2 separate regions of the Homo sapiens genome follow, and region 2 is linked to region 1. Evidence: chromatin loops called from intact Hi-C (ENCODE). Cell type or tissue: heart left ventricle. All regions are shown on one strand. Links, peaks and the distances in the headings refer to the core of each region. The heading gives the core; the rest is flanking DNA.

Region 1 (4,754 bases), core at 206-4,205:
ATGGTGAAACCCCATCTCTACTAAAAATACAAAAATTAGCTGGGCGTGGTGGCATGTGCCGGTAATCCCAGCTACCCGGGAGGTTGAGGCAGAATTGCTTGAACCAGGGAGTCGGCGGCAGAACTGCCTGAACCAGGGAGTCGGGGGTTGCAGTGAGCCGAGACCGCACCACTGCACTCCAGCCTGGTGACAGAGCGAGACTCCGTCTCAAAATAAAATAAAATAAAATAAAAATTAAAAAAAAAACACGTAGTAGTGAAACTTCTTTCAACCTTGTACATTTTTTCTTAAAACACGGTATTTTATAATGAAAATAGAGACTGTGGGGAAAGTTTGATCTTGAAGCCCCTACAACACCTCTCAGATTAAAGGTATGTTGGTGGAAGAGTTAAAAATAGAGAATCTTAAGGCCAATACACAAATGATTAAAGTAGTATCCGATATTTACAAAACGATAATCAGTTCAGTAAATTGAAAAATATTTCAAATTTTCAGACAAATGCCAAAAAAGACATTGAAGTTATTAATACTGAAAAGGAAGAATATAAAATCATGGTTCTTGCAATGTTTATATAACTATAAAAAGAGGTTGTAAAGAAACACCACAGTTTTTGGGAAAGAGAAACCTTAGGTTAAAACAAAGTTAATACAAGAGTAAGAAACAAGACAATGATACGAAACCTAGAGAGGAAAATTTTACGGGAAAACGCAGGTTAAAGTTTCCGCGGTATAAGCGGCTGATAAGACACTCCCAGCGGGCGCCATAACCGGAAGAGATCCGCTTGAAGCGCGGAAACGGAAATAGCAGGGGGAAAGGGCAACACCGAATCCTCCAGTCCCGCGCAGGCGCAAATAGGATCTGCCCCCGCCCCCGCCCCCGCCCCCGCCGCCGCCCCCGCCCCCACCGCCGCCCCCGCCCCCCAGCTCCGTCCTGTGACCTTCCCACAGCGCACCACGAGCTGGTTGGCCGCACCGGACAGTGGCGCATTTGCTGCGGGCCGCCCTGTGAGGTTGGAGGACCTAGGCTGTGAGGCACCGCTCAGAATCGCGGGGGACCAGGAGTCCCGGCCCTGCCACGGAGACATGAGCGAATGCACCTGACTTCTCCATCAGAGTGGAAAACGTTTTATGTAATAATAACCCATCAAGGCTTTAGTCTAAGAAATTACTCTAATCTTCTGAACTATAATGCTCCTGGAGAGTGATGTGTAGGGAAACACAAACAACTTAGGGTTTAATGTGACACTGCAACACTGCAAAGTCAGCTGAAGTCGTTTTACAGTTATATCCGAAGTATGATTGCGCTCAGGGTATCACACTCCTATACATCCGTATTTGTAAATCAATTAGCATAATGGGATTCACTTTGATATTTAACCCTTGCGTTAAATGACAGGAAAAGTGGGCATGGGCCAGGACTCGCTGAGTGTTTACTGGGAATGGTTATGGATTGCATTTCACCACTGACCCCTGCAGCAATATTATTTTATTATTTTGAGGGAGAGTCTCACTCTATCACCCAGGCTGGAGTGCAGTGGCGCGATCTCGGCTCACTACAACCTCCACCTCCTAGGTTCAAGCAATTCTCCTGCCTCAGCCTCCCAGTAGTTGGGATTACAGGCACCCGCCACCATGCCCACTAATTTTTGTATTTTTAGTAGAGACAGGGTTTCACCGTGTTACCCAGGCTGGTCTTGAACTCCTGGCCTCAAGTGATCTGCCCGCCTCGGCCTCCCAGTGTGTTGGGATTACAGGCATGAGCCACAGTGCCCGGCCAATATTTTAGTTTTTAAATAAATATAAGAAAAATCCTGCTCAAATTAAGTTTCCGGTTCCTGGGCCTCACCTTTTTTTTCCCGCCTCTTGTTATTAAGTTTGCCATGGGCCTCCCTTTCTGTTGATGCTAGGTGGCGCTGTGAGCATAGTAGTCTCATTCCTCAAACCACAGTGTAGCAGGTATTTTGAAATGCTGGTAAGGTGAAATTAAGGCATGAAAGTAACCTATGCTTGGTGCCAAAATGTCGTTTTCTAGGTAGAGGATTTCTTTTCTGACTTTGTATCTTTCGCAGGAAGGTATGACTCAATCAAGAGGAGCTTCTACCCTGAAAATACTAAAATTTTTTGTGAACACTTTTCCCAGAGTTTATGTTGTCTCTCATTTTCCTCACTTTTAACTTTTTCTTTGCCTGTACAGGGTCTGAGCCTCAATCCCGCACATTTGTTTTTTCTTTCAAATTCAAAAGACTCCCAAATTCCCATTTTAACAATTACAACAGCTGTATTCTTGAGTCGACCCCATAGTAGCTGAATAGAACCTTAGAAAACTATAAAAATCCTAACTTATTGACACAGAACAAAATTTCTTAAAAATCTAGCCCTGACATAGATTTCTAACTTCCTTCAGTGTACTGAAATTGTTACTCTCCCTGTGATGTCTCAAAAATGTTGACTTGTAGACACACCCTGGTCTCTACCTGAATACTAATCCTTCTTTTGTCTTGTCTAATTCTAATTTGCATGGTTTTCAGCTACTTTATTCAATCATAAATTACTTCCTGCAGGATTCCTTCTATGACTATTTAAATTTGGTTTGTATGCCCATGCATTTTGTGGATTTCCACAGAATAATGCACATTCCCTACTACAACCCCTCTGATTTGCATTGCCTATTTGTTCATATCTCTGCTTGACAAATGCCTCAAATAAAGGAGAAATGTTTTTCATTTATCCATCCCTCACAAGTAGCAATGTATATACCACATGGCTGCCACTAGATTTGCTTAGTTTGTAAAAATGAGTGAGTGAAAATCGGTTGACTTCCTTTATACTGATAATGAAAAATTGACTATAGAAGTTAAAATGTATTTTATAATAGCATAAAAACGTGATATACTTCGAGATAAACCTGACAAAATGTGTGCAAAATGTGTGCTCTGGGAATTAGAAAATGCTGATCAGATTGATATTCAAAAAAATCTAAATAAATATAAAGATATACCAATTTAATGGATTGGAAAGCTCAATATTAAGGATCAATTTTTTTTTTTTTTGAGACGGAGTCTCGTTCTGTCACCCCAGCTGGAGTGCAGTGGCACGATCTTGGCTTACTGCAACCTCCACTTCCCAAGTTCAAGAGATTCTCCTGCCTTAGCCTCCTGAGTAGCTGGGATTACAGGCGCTTGCCACCACGCTCGGCTAATTTTTGTATTTTTAGTAGAGACAGGGTTTCACCATGCCTTGGTCAGGCTGGTCTCAAGCTCCTGACGTCGTGATCCACCCACCTCAGCCTCCCAAAGTGCTGGGATTACAGTCTTGAGCCACCACGCCTGACCAAGGGTCAATTCTTACATATTTATCTATACATTCAGTAGAATCCTCAGCTGATTTTTTATATTTTTTTTAGAAACTGAGAAGTAGATTCCAAAATTTATGTAAGAAACTAAATAATTAGTATAGCCAAACCAATTTAGAAGAAAAGGGACAATATTGGGGGACTCACTACTTATTTCACGTTTTCTTTTCTTTTCTTTTTTTTTGAGACGGAGTTTTGCTCTTGTCGCCCAGGCTGGAGTGCAACTGCATGATCTCGGCTCACTGCAACTTCCGTCTGCCAGGTTCAAGGGATTCTCCTGCCTCAGACTCCCGAGTAGCTGGGATTACAGGCATGTGCCACCACACTCGGCTAATTTTTGTATTTTTAGTAGAGATGGGGTTTCCCCATGTTGGTCAGGCTGGTCTCGAACTCCCGACCTCAGGTGATCTGCCTGCCTTGGCCTCCCAAAGTGCCAGATTACAGGCGTGAGCCACCGCACCTGGCCATTATTTCAAGTTTAATATAATGTGGTATTAGTCAAGATAGTGTGGTATTGGTGTAAGGATAAATAGATAAATGGAACAGTATAGCAAATACATATATGTATGTATGTATAGCATATGCATATTCATATATGGATATGTATAAGGATAAATATTTAGATAACTGGAGCATTATAGCATATACATATATGGTTGGTAGGTTTTTGACTCATGTGCCACGGAAATTCAATTTTCTTGAATTGAAGAAAGGAGAGTATTTGTAGCAAAAGCTCCTAAAACAACAGAGCATTCATATGCCAAAATACAAAACAAAACTCTTCACCCTTTTTTGCACTAGATATAAAATTAATTCAAAATACCACAGATATAAATGTAAATCCTTAACACATAAAATTTCTAAGGAAAATACTGTAGGTAATCTTTATGACCTTGTGTTAAGCAATATATAATGGTAGGGAATAAATATTAAGCACAAAATTTAAAAATGGATAAATTGGCTGGGCACAGTGGCTCATGCCTGTAATCCCAGCACTTTGAGAAGCTGAGGCAGGTGGATCACCTGAGGTCAGGAGTTCAAGACCAGCCTGGCCAACATGGTGAAACCCCATCTCTACAAAAGTACAAAAATTAGCCGGGCATGATAGAGGGTGCCTGTAATCCCAGCTACTCAAGAGGCTGAGGCAGGAGAGTCGCTTCAACCCAGGAGGCGGAAGTTGCAGTGAGCCAAGACTGTGCCATTGCACTCCAGCCTGGGTGACAGAGACAGACTCTGTCTCAAAAAAAAACAACAAAAAAGGACAAATTATTCTTAGTCAAAATTAAAATAAATGCTGCTCTTTGACAGACACTGTTAAGAGAAAGACGAGATGGCACAGGCTCAGAAAAAAATATTTTCGGTACTTAACAGATGTAGGTCATATCAAAATTATACATATACA
Region 2 (4,754 bases), core at 446-4,445, 1.2 Mb after region 1:
GCAGTTCCTCTTAGTCAAGGACCAAGCCAAGGTGCCTGTCCAGCGCTCGGAGATGGTGAAAGTCATCCTCCGAGAGTATAAAGATGAGTGCTTAGATATCATCAACCGTGCCAACAATAAGCTGGAGTGTGCCTTTGGTTATCAATTGAAAGAAATTGATACCAAAAACCACGCCTATATTATCATCAACAAGCTGGGCTACCATACAGGGAATTTGGTGGCATCCTATTTAGACAGGCCCAAGTTTGGCCTTCTGATGGTGGTCTTGAGCCTCATCTTTATGAAAGGCAACTGTGTCAGGGAGGATCTGATCTTTAATTTTCTGTTCAAGTTAGGGTTGGATGTCCGGGAGACAAACGGTCTCTTTGGAAATACTAAGAAGCTCATCACCGAAGTGTTTGTCAGGCAGAAGTACCTAGAGTACAGGCGAATCCCTTACACTGAGCCCGCAGAGTATGAGTTCCTCTGGGGCCCTCGAGCATTCCTGGAAACCAGCAAGATGCTTGTCCTGAGGTTTTTGGCCAAGCTCCATAAGAAAGATCCACAGAGCTGGCCATTCCATTACCTTGAAGCGCTCGCAGAGTGTGAGTGGGAAGACACAGATGAGGATGAACCTGACACCGGTGACAGTGCCCACGGCCCCACCAGCAGGCCCCCTCCCCGCTAATAGGTGTAGCAGAGATCTCGCTCCTGTGTTTCCCTGGCCAGAGGCCACTGACAGGGTGGGGGGACATTTTTGTTCCTGGTGTTTGTGTTCCAGTTCCACGAGTGTACGTTTGGATTTTCAACTTGGTTTCGTATCTGCCAAAGCTTTGTACATTTTTTATGTGGTGTTGATTTCAATCGGCTACTGTTCTGTTCTGTATTTTGGCATCTGTGTTTTTAAGTGAGATCTGTGGTTCTCTGTTTTGTGTTTTAATTGTTATGTTTTGGTATCAGCTTTGTGCTGGCTTTGTGAAATGAATTGAGAAGCTATCCATCTCATTTCTGGTATAGTTCATGTAGCATTGTAATCGGTTGTTCTTTGAACGTTCAAATGACTCATCAGTAAAAACTGTCTACAGAGAAGTAAATATCTATATCTATATATATAAATATACTTTCAGCATAACAGAAGTGTTTGTCTTTATTCTAATTTTTACACTAGATGGTGGAAGCCAAGTTTTGCCGTATTCTCTGAATAGACATGAATAGCAAGACTACTCTCAGTTATAGTAAAAACCACGGTGATGGAATTGTTTTCCAAGGAGAGTACTCCATTCATCTTTATAAGGATGCAGTGATTTCAGTGGGTGGTTATACATAAGATTTCTCCAGGAGATTAATTAAAGCACACACGTTAGTGCCCAGCTGGTAACGTTGTTATTAGAAGCAGAAATGTCCTTAAGGGTATGTGGAGAAGAAGGGCCATCTGCCTGCAGGACTACAAATAACCAGGTGGTCCCGCTTCATGGAGAATTTGGCCAAAAGGGTATTTGTCAATCATGTGGCCCGTGGCGGGGTGTCCAGCAGTTCAAATTTGGGTTTCATCAACACACTGCTACCGGGATGGAAACGTGCTCCCTGCAGGATATCCAGGCTTATAACAGGGAAAAGGAAAAAACAGTCTTCATTTAATTAGAAACCCTGCAGATTGCCAGCAGTAGTGGCTGGGTTAGGGGAGGGCGTGGCAGGGTGCATTCCTATCAACATAGAGTTCTAGGGGAAGGTCCTGGGGGGAAGGGTCATTCTAACTTGTAGGGGAAGGCAGCCGGCAACGCCTGAAGTTGCTGAACAACCGCGGTCAGCCCTTGGCTATGAACCTGGTCTAGGCAGGAAAGGGACAAGGGAATGAACTGGCCTGAGTGTTTTGAGGAAGGATATTCAAGCACACACCAGGCTGGTGTACACAAAAGGACGTTCTTGTGGTCATACTCTCTTCCTGTGGACAGGGGACCATCAGCCCTACTTGCCACCGCATACTGTCTTATCAGAAGGAAGAAATCCAATCCCATATCCCGCTTCTAGGGTGAAGCCAAAGTCCCAGATGCGGTTAGTGGCGATGGTGGAATTCTCCTGCCACCTAGCGGCAGATTAGAGGTGCCACCGCAGCTGCCGCAGCAACAGCCCCTCCCACAGTGCTTAACTTCACAACCATGTATATACTTGGATTGCAGCTACTCCTTGCTTCACCACTTTTGCTCATAATTTTATCTATATCTGTGCCCAGAGATTCCTTCTTTTCTCTTATAGGCCAAGGTAGCATCTGTTTTCAAGTCCAATCCGCTCTTCACTCAACAATTTCTATCCTTGGTCCTGCAGCGCTGCCACTTAGGAAGCTGACTAGGAGAGGAGCCCACAAGATGCAGACTCTACTCCTAGCACCCGCAGAACTGAGCTTTCCAGGACGATGATCCCCGCCCCAGGACCTGCCAGGCCGCAGGAGCTCTTTCTCAAGTTGTCTAAGTGGTCAGGTAGTCCAAAAACTGGGAGGCAGTTTCCTATAAACTCCTTGGGTCAGAGAGTCCTGCGCATTTGTCCGCAAGCAATGTTTACTTATTTTTACAACAACAGCAAATGTCCATTGAAGGAGACAGCAATGCCCCAGCTGAGAACTGTCCCCAAAGGAGGTTTTGCTGGGCCAGTAAAGTGGCATATTGGTCTAGTATTTCTTGTTTGTGTTTAGTTTATTTATGATTGCTTATAAAGTTTTCTCCAGACCATTAACTCATGGCGTGCCTGAGCAAGATGCTCTTTGTGGAACAAAATTTGGGACTTTGTTCCAAATTTGGGACTTTGTCCCATCATGGGACTTTGGTGCCATACTTAAGGTGGGGGCTGGCTCTGCTCCATGGTAGAGAGGCTTACTTCCCAGCTGCAAACCTCACTCTCACACGTGACATATATCTAATGGCCTTCTTTAAGTAATGCCAAGGACTTAAAGCCTAAATTTGTTTATATTGTAATGAGATATAAATTGCAACAATGAAAAATGTGTTCATTACCAATGAGTAAACTAGTTAGATATTCAACTGAAAAGTTTAAGAAAGTGCAGCTAACATGACAGTGAAAAGCAGAAAACAAAGACCAGGAATATAGAAAAATACAGGTTAAAAAACAGCGGGAACTGGCCGGGGGTGCGGTGGCTCACGCCTGTAATCCCAGCACTTTGGGAGGCCGAAGAGGGTGGATCACAAGGTCAAGAGATCAAGACAACCCTGGCTGACAAGGTGAAACCCCATCTCTACTAAAAATACAAAAATTAGCCGGGTGTGGTGGCGGGCGGGCACCTGTAGTCCCAGCTACTCGGGAGGCTGAAGCAGGAGAATGGCATGAATCATGGAGGTGGAGCTTGCAGTGAGCCGAGATCGCACCACTGCACTCTAGCCTGGGCAATAGAGTGAGACTCTGTCTCAAAAAAAACAAAAACAAAAACAAAAACAAACAAACAAACAAAACAGTGGGAACGAATTCAAATCCCACTTATTTGAAAGTGCTAAAATGTAGAAAATGTAGAAAATGTAACACAAATCTCTTTTACTATAAAATTGAGCAAAAAGCCCAAACCTAGTAATAGGCAAAATGTATCACAGGAAAAAAATGGCAAATAACTGTTGAAACTGTTACACCTCACTAATAAAGATAGAAATATTAAATCTGTATTCCAGTTTTCATTTATTAAATTGTCATAGAATAAACTAAAACCCCATGTAATGTCCAATGTCAATGATATTGTTATGAAACTGGAACCATTATACACAACCAGTGAAAGTATAAGTTATTACAATTTGCCTGGAAATCAATGCAGCCAACTCTGTCTTCAAAAGGCTTTAACATGGTAATACTATTTTACCTAGAAATTCTTCATTTGGGAATATGTTGAATGAGAACAATCCACAGAGAAGGCAAAGACTTCTTCATAGAGAAAGCTGTTCATGAACATATGGGAAATTTATCAGGGTGTGAGCAGGCCCCCCTCCCCAATATAAACCTACAGTGTCAAGGGAGTACAGTGAGTTTCTGCTGAAAAAACCACAGGCTTCCTCAGAAAACAACTTGTAGTTTGTTTCAACACACAGAAAATGAAAGACTCAGCATCCACCATTATGGGCTGTAGAGAAGTCATTGCACTCTGTGCCTGAAAATTTTAAAACTAGGTGCTAGCACACTCTCCAAAGCCATAAATGACCTCAGTAAAATATATGATTTCTAGTGAAGAAAAACTATAGTTCTCAAAGTGATGAAATTCAATGTGCTCCTATGTCGAGTGTTCAACTATAAGCAAGTTAATATTTTAGGATATTTGTCTTAAGAAGATGATCTGAATTTTGGAATAATTTTACTCAAAGACATTACTCCTGAGAGCAACAGAGAAAAGGACCGGTTGTTTCTCAAAGCCACCAGTGAATCAACCTTGTCAGCAAACGAGAGTTAAGGATTGTGGCTGCAATTGACAGAGGACTTTCAAGATTAAGGGGCCGGGGCCCTGTGGCCGCAGTAATATCCATTTTACTGGGCATGTAGCCTATATTATTGATTTGCCCTCAGAGTTATAGGCACCCCCAGAACTCAGCAATTCACCCCGATGGTCATGATACTTGAAAGGATACATCATTCTTGCACTCCTGCCCCTAGCTGCCGGGGCTGGAAGCCTGGGTCCCTTTTTCTCTCTGATTTGATCGGTTGTCAGGTCTTGCCCGTTTTGCCAATTTGTATGTCAGTGTTTTTTCTCCTCTCCATCCCTGTGGACACGGCACCCTGCCAGAACTTGGCAG

The links. Peaks named below come from ENCODE experiments on the same cell type or tissue, not always from the same donor. Only the 100,000 strongest peaks of a DNase experiment are listed, where the experiment ranks them.
Region 2: a loop joins it to region 1, with 6 times the contacts of the local background. A loop is called at or near these places in 5 of 110 quality-filtered maps.

Annotation. Positions count from the first base shown.
Region 1 is chr15:24,844,381-24,849,134 of GRCh38, reverse strand. The region is part of intron 2 of SNHG14 (small nucleolar RNA host gene 14); the gene reads right to left. It also overlaps a transcript of SNRPN not described here. Among named protein-coding and RNA genes, the nearest start is that of SNHG14, 23 kb to the right of the region's middle. In heart left ventricle, for the core only: a CTCF peak has its summit at 1,908; a DNase peak (open chromatin) is centred at 914; H3K4me3 peaks cover 1,348 bases; H3K27ac peaks cover 927 bases.
Region 2 is chr15:23,639,906-23,644,659 of GRCh38, reverse strand. MAGEL2 (MAGE family member L2) reads left to right here. Exons shown (of 1, transcript NM_019066.5): 1 at 1-1,111. The coding sequence ends at 667. Among named protein-coding and RNA genes, the nearest start is that of MAGEL2, 5.6 kb to the left of the region's middle. In heart left ventricle, for the core only: a CTCF peak has its summit at 2,074 (motif pointing left); a DNase peak (open chromatin) is centred at 2,065; H3K27me3 peaks cover 1,789 bases.